Regions from separate parts of the Homo sapiens genome. Here region 2 is linked to region 1. A link is a loop called in an ENCODE intact Hi-C map of the cell type or tissue named here. Cell type or tissue: lower leg skin. All regions are shown on one strand. Each heading gives the region's core, and the rest is flanking DNA. Links, peaks and the distances in the headings are about the cores only. Region 1 has its middle 49 kb from the start of AP5M1. Region 2 has its middle 75 kb from the start of TMEM260.

Evidence for each region. Peaks named below come from ENCODE experiments on the same cell type or tissue, not always from the same donor. Only the 100,000 strongest peaks of a DNase experiment are listed, where the experiment ranks them.
Region 2: a loop joins it to region 1, with 3 times the contacts of the local background. A loop is called at or near these places in 25 of 110 quality-filtered maps.

Annotation. Positions count from the first base shown.
Region 1 is chr14:57,316,285-57,319,209 of GRCh38, forward strand. No RefSeq gene overlaps it. Among named protein-coding and RNA genes, the nearest start is that of AP5M1, 49 kb to the left of the region's middle. In lower leg skin, for the core only: no CTCF peak of the experiment used is centred there; a DNase peak (open chromatin) is centred at 1,159.
Region 2 is chr14:56,653,636-56,656,560 of GRCh38, forward strand. It overlaps a transcript of TMEM260 not described here. Among named protein-coding and RNA genes, the nearest start is that of TMEM260, 75 kb to the left of the region's middle. In lower leg skin, for the core only: no CTCF peak of the experiment used is centred there; no DNase peak of the experiment used is centred there.

The DNA of each region.
Region 1 (2,925 bases), core at 139-2,638:
CTGTGTCAAATGACATAATCTGGTTATTAGACTTATGATGGGATTTAAACATTTTAGTGAGAGGAGAAAAATAAAATATTCTTTTGTTTAAATTAAGTTTGGAATTCAAAGGATTTGTTCATTTGGTTCTCCAAGTTTTAACTTTCAACATGAGAGAGTCTTGAAAGTAGTATCTTTGCTTCAAAGGCTTTTGCTTTCAAATTTAACTTTTACTTTGAAACTAACTGAAAGGGAACTAAGTGTATCAGAACCATACCTAATCCCCTAGAAGTCAGCATTGCATCGAGTTTATTAAAATTAAACACTCCTCTTTTTTCCTCTCCTTCCCAAACAGACATCTGGCAATAAAAAGCAAATCAGCTGAGCTAGGATAAAACAAGAAATGTTTTTCCTTCGCTAGTTCATTTGGAAAAGTCACTTTGCTAATTGAGAAAAATTTTAATGAATTTTACTTGTATTAAAATAAAGGTGATTGCTTCATGGCAACAATGTACTCATTTGAGAAAGTCATTACATTTATGTATTGTGTTGTCATGTAAATACTTTTGCCAAAATGTATTAACAAGAAATATAATATTATGGTTCATGGTTCATGTAATATCTGAAGAGAATAATTGTATAACTAATCAGTGAAAACAAAGCAAATGTTCCTCTTGGGTTTGTACAATAAAAATGGAATTAAAATTATTCAGGCTCAAAAATGCAAATATAACACATCTCCACCAGCAGAAAAATAAAATTTTAAAGGCAAAACTTGTATGTTCAATTCCTCTAAAAGTCTTAGTTTGATTCCCAAGCCTCATCAAAGTTCACTTCATGAATTTTTACAAAGTAATCAAATATTTCATTGTTTTAAAAACAATAAAATTATTATTCATTTTCCTGAACAAGCTCACTGATATTCAGAACACATTCTGGGGAAATTTAATGCTAATCAGTGCAGTGGCAGCAACCAAAATGGCACTTTAATGTATTAAACAGTAGCATAAGATTAAATTCACAGTAAACTTAACAGGAAATAGCCAATATCAATTTAAACACATGAAATCTTGGGAAACGGTAAAGATTAGAAATGACCTGAAGTAATAACCAAATTCTCTTGCAAAGTATAGGCCTTATATTAGACAACAGCACCCCCTACCGGAAGCTTGAGTCCGGGGAAGGGAATCTGTGAGGCTGGCAGGTGGAGCCACCATGGAATTCAAGTGCATCATCAGTCCTAGAATCATTTCTTTTCTATTGCATAACCACAAACTTCAGGTTCATCACCTAGAACTTTCATTATTCCCTCAACTGTAAGTGGGCCAGAAATTGATTCAGAATGTTTTATTAGTAAATATTTGGTATGTCTTTTTATTTAAGAAGGCTAAAATTCTGTGATAAATACCTGACATTAAAAAAAAAGAGATATCTGGTCATACAGTGATCTTGATTAGACTTCCTTGGAATTTCCCCACAGTGCTCAAAATTGTTTCTTTTCTTAGTAGATTATATATTTCTGAGGGTGCTTTGTTCTGATACCCCAACAAGCATGCATGGTGGCTATACTTACACATTTATATACAAATATTAATACATGCAAATACACACATACACACACATACCATATACACACAAGGTGCAACTATGATTCAAAGTGGAACATAGCAGTTTAGAAGCCTCAGTAAAATGGAAAGTCTTTGCCATCAGTTTACCTTCCAGTGTTCAGGTTTCTGGCTTTTTTCTATGATATTGTTTGGGTGAGTACACATCCTTAACAATCACTTACAAGAAGAAATATGAAAACTTCTGAGGGATGATAAAAGGCAGTCATCTGACAAACAGACTAGCCATATCTACAAAACACCCTCTTTAAAATATTAATATAAGCATAGGTGATCTTTAGACTGAAAAAAATACTAATATGAAATGCCCAACAGTGTTTTGAATGCAGCAATTAAATAAAGCAAATATCTAAACTGGGTTATGCCCTATAACTAAAGGAAACCTCAGTCACGCTGACTTGCTAAACGTGTACATGCCACAAGAGTAAGCACAGTGATCAGAGAAATAAACTGAAGAAAAAAATCAGGGGGGATCATTTTTTAACAGATGTTGCAGATCAGTAGAGAGAATGGAAGAGGAAAATAGAAGCAAGCCTGAAAACCAAATTGGGCTTGAAGAGCAATCCATATTACTATGAAAAAAGATGGGAACAGCTCTGAGCTTTGCATTTTACTTTATGAACACCCACCACCCACCTCCAGCACCAAATGCTTTAGTTTTGTGACTTTCATGTGAATGATTTTTATAAAAACACACCAAGGAGGCATAGTACCCAATGAAGGCAATCCGATCTCAGACCATGTTCATTCTCCTAGCCAAGTGAAAGGAGAAGCTTTCTTTTCCTTCCTCGAAAGTTTTAGAGTGCACAGAGGAGGCCAGAAGCAGCCAAATTGGAAGGCACTCTGTTTTTAACCCTCTTGCTTGAAATACAGAGTAAAATCATTTCAGAGAAAGGTTAAACATCTACTCAAAGTTGTCTACAGGTGGGAATGTTTGTTTCCTGAGGTTAGAAGCACATCATGGTCCAGGCGCAGTGGTCCATGCCTGTAATCCCAACACTTTGGGAGGCTGAGGCAAGCGGATCACTTGAGCTCAGAGTTCAAGACCAGCCTGGGCAACACGGCAAAACCCCATCTCTAGCAAAAATACAAAAAATTAGCCGGGAATGGTGGCATGCACCGGTGGTCCCAGCTACTCAGGAAGCTGAGGTGGGAGGACCGCTTGAACCCAGGAGGCAGAGGTTACAGTGAGCTGAGATCATGCCACTGTACTCTAGCCTGAGTGACAGAGTGAGACCCCATAAAAAGAAAAAGCAGCTTATGCATTCCTCAAAGAAACACAATCAAAAGTATTTGCAATTACAGGTATTTGAGGGGCAGC
Region 2 (2,925 bases), core at 271-2,770, 660 kb before region 1:
CTGCTCGAGTTTTGCTTGAACCTAGGAAGCAGAGGTTGCAAGTGAGCCGAGATCGCGCCACTGCACTCCAGCCTGGGTGACAGAGCAAGACTCTTGTCTCCAAAACAAAAAAAAAAAAAACAGGACATCAAAAGGGTTAGTAAGGGATCATCCAGTGTTAACTATCACAGCTAATCTAGTTTAATAAATGAAGAAACTGACATCTATACTAAACAAGTGACTTGATTACTGTCACACAGCTAGGTAGTAACAGCACTGAGACTAGGACACAAGCTTCTTGGCTCAACCTGGTACAGTTTCCCTACTCCAGTCCCAATTACATGAAACCAGCTATATTCCACCATCACCTCTGGCACATTGAAGTCCTCAAATAATGCAGCCATTTTAAAATTAGCATAAACTTGTCTAGGGGTAAATGGTGTGTGAAATCAACTATGTTGCAGGAAATTAAAAGCTATACGTTGAACTTTCCCCCTCTCCTTCAACCCTCCAGAATGTAATTTTTTTCCCCTTTCCTTTTAGACGTGGATAGTTATATCCCTGGCTTTTGACTGAAAATTTTCTTGCCCTTTCTGGACTTCGGAATATATACCCAAATTAAAAGGTTTTAGTGTGACAAGAAAAAAGTCACTTTGAAATCCAGGAACTTATTAGCATAAATTACATTCCAGCTGAATCAGCTGCTAGAAGCTCAATTTGAAAAATGTTGCACTAGTTTATATATTTCTTACCCCTCTTAAGTAGACATCAAAACACAATCATATTTCTGTATTTTAGAGAAAGAAATATGTCCCAGCTCCACTGGAATTAGACTTTACCTCCCAGAAACGGACCCCACCTACCACTGGTATTCATGATTCTTCTATTTGGTTCAGCCACTTTTTAAAAAATATTGAATGTCAGGCGGGTGCAGTGGCTCACACCTGTAATCCCAGCACTTTGGTAGGCCGAGGCAGGCGGATCACCTGAGGTCAGGAGTTCGAGACCAGCCTGAGGTGGTGAAACCCCATCTCTACTAAAAATACAAAGTTAGCCAGGTGTTGTGGCACAAATCTGTAATCTCAGCTACTTGGGAGGCTGAGGCAGGAGAATCGCTTGAACCCGGGAGGCAGAGGTTGCAGTGAGCCAAGATCGCGCCATTGCACTCCAACCTGGGCAACAAGAGCGAAACTCCATCTCAAAAAAAAAAAAAAAAAAAAAAAAAAAATGTTAAATGTCCACAAGGCAGAAACCTCTTTGAAGACCTAAGTGTCTGATATCCTAAATATGAACCTTATGTATTCAGTGTGTAGGTGACAATGATTTCTCCCAAATTTGACTCTTGGTTTATATGTATGATTTGTGAAAATATAGACTGTAGTAAAAATAGTAATAATAGCTGTTATTATAACAATCTTGGTGACATTTGTTAGCCACTTAATTGCTTCACCTAAATTTCCTTCATTTACTCTCAGAATTAGAAGTAATTTGGCCCTGCCGGGCGTGGTGGCTCACTCCTGTAATCCCAGCACTTTGGGAGGCTGAGGCGGGTGGATCATGAGATCAGGAGTTCGAGACCAGCCTGGCCAAGGTGGTGAAACCCCGTCTCTACTAAAAATACAAAAATTAGCCAGGCAAGGTGGCAGATGCCTGTAATCCCAGCTACTCCGAAGGCTGAGGCAGAAGAATTGCTTAAACCCGGGAGGCGGAGGCTGCAGTGAGCTATCACGCCACTGCACTCTAGCCTGGGCAACCGAGCAAGACTCCATCTCAAAAAAAAAAAAAAAAAGTAATTTGGCCCTTCATCTTCGGAGGCAAATAAGTTTGGCACCCCTCAAGAAACGAAAATCCCCTTCTGATGTGACCACATAAGCCATGCTGCATGCACTTTGCGCGTTTGATAAAGATATATAGATTACCTATTTCACAGGGTTCGCTTTTACTAGGACAAAACTTTTCTCTTTCACTTGTCCCTTGCTGAACAAATAAATAGTTGATTTAAAGAGCCTAAACCTGGTAAATATGTGAGCTCATTTGTACCAAGAAAATGTGTGAACAAGACTAGAACTTTATTTTATGGGATCCCATGAAATCCCTTAATAATTGTGCTTATATTGTCATGTGAAACGTGACCTGCTTATAATTTGGATACAATAGAGATTCTATTTTCCTATTTTATTATCATGCACCTGGATGAAGCCAACACCTTAACACCTTCATCTCATCTCTTAAAGCTCCCATAGCCATGTGCTATCTCCTGTGGGAAGTCACTGTGACTTCCCTCCCAGGAAGAGGGGACAACTCTAGTTCATATTGCTTGCACAAAGAAGCACTTGGAAGGATGTGGGTCTGGAGGGTTCATTTTGCCCCTAAAAGAGCAAAGAGCAGAAACAGAGTTCTTTCCAGAAGATAGGATTTTTCTGGATTGCACCAGAAGCACTGTATAGTATAGTGATTAGACTCCCAGCTCTGCCACTTCCTCACTGTGTGACTTGGAGTAAGTTTTTAAAGTTCTGTGTGGGCCAAGCACAGTGATTCACACCTGTAATCTCACCACTTTGGGAGGCTGAGATGGAAGGATCGCTTGAGGCCAGGAGTTTGAGACCAGCCTGGGCAACACAGTTGAGACCTCATCTCTACAAAAAATTTTTAAAAATTGCCAAGCATGGTGTCGTGTGCCTGTGGTCCCAGCTACTCAGAAGGCTGAGGCGAGAGGATCGCTTGAACCCGGGAGGTTGAGGCTGCAGTGAGCTGTGTTTGTGCCACTGCACTCCAGCCTGGGGCAATATAGTGAGACCTTATCTCAAATAAATAAATAAATAAATAAAGCTCTGTGTGGCTTAATTTCCTTTTCTGTAGAATGGAAATATAATAGACTACCTCATGGTGCAGCTATAAAAATGAAAAAGGTTAATATTTATAAAGTGTATTGAACAGTGCCTATAT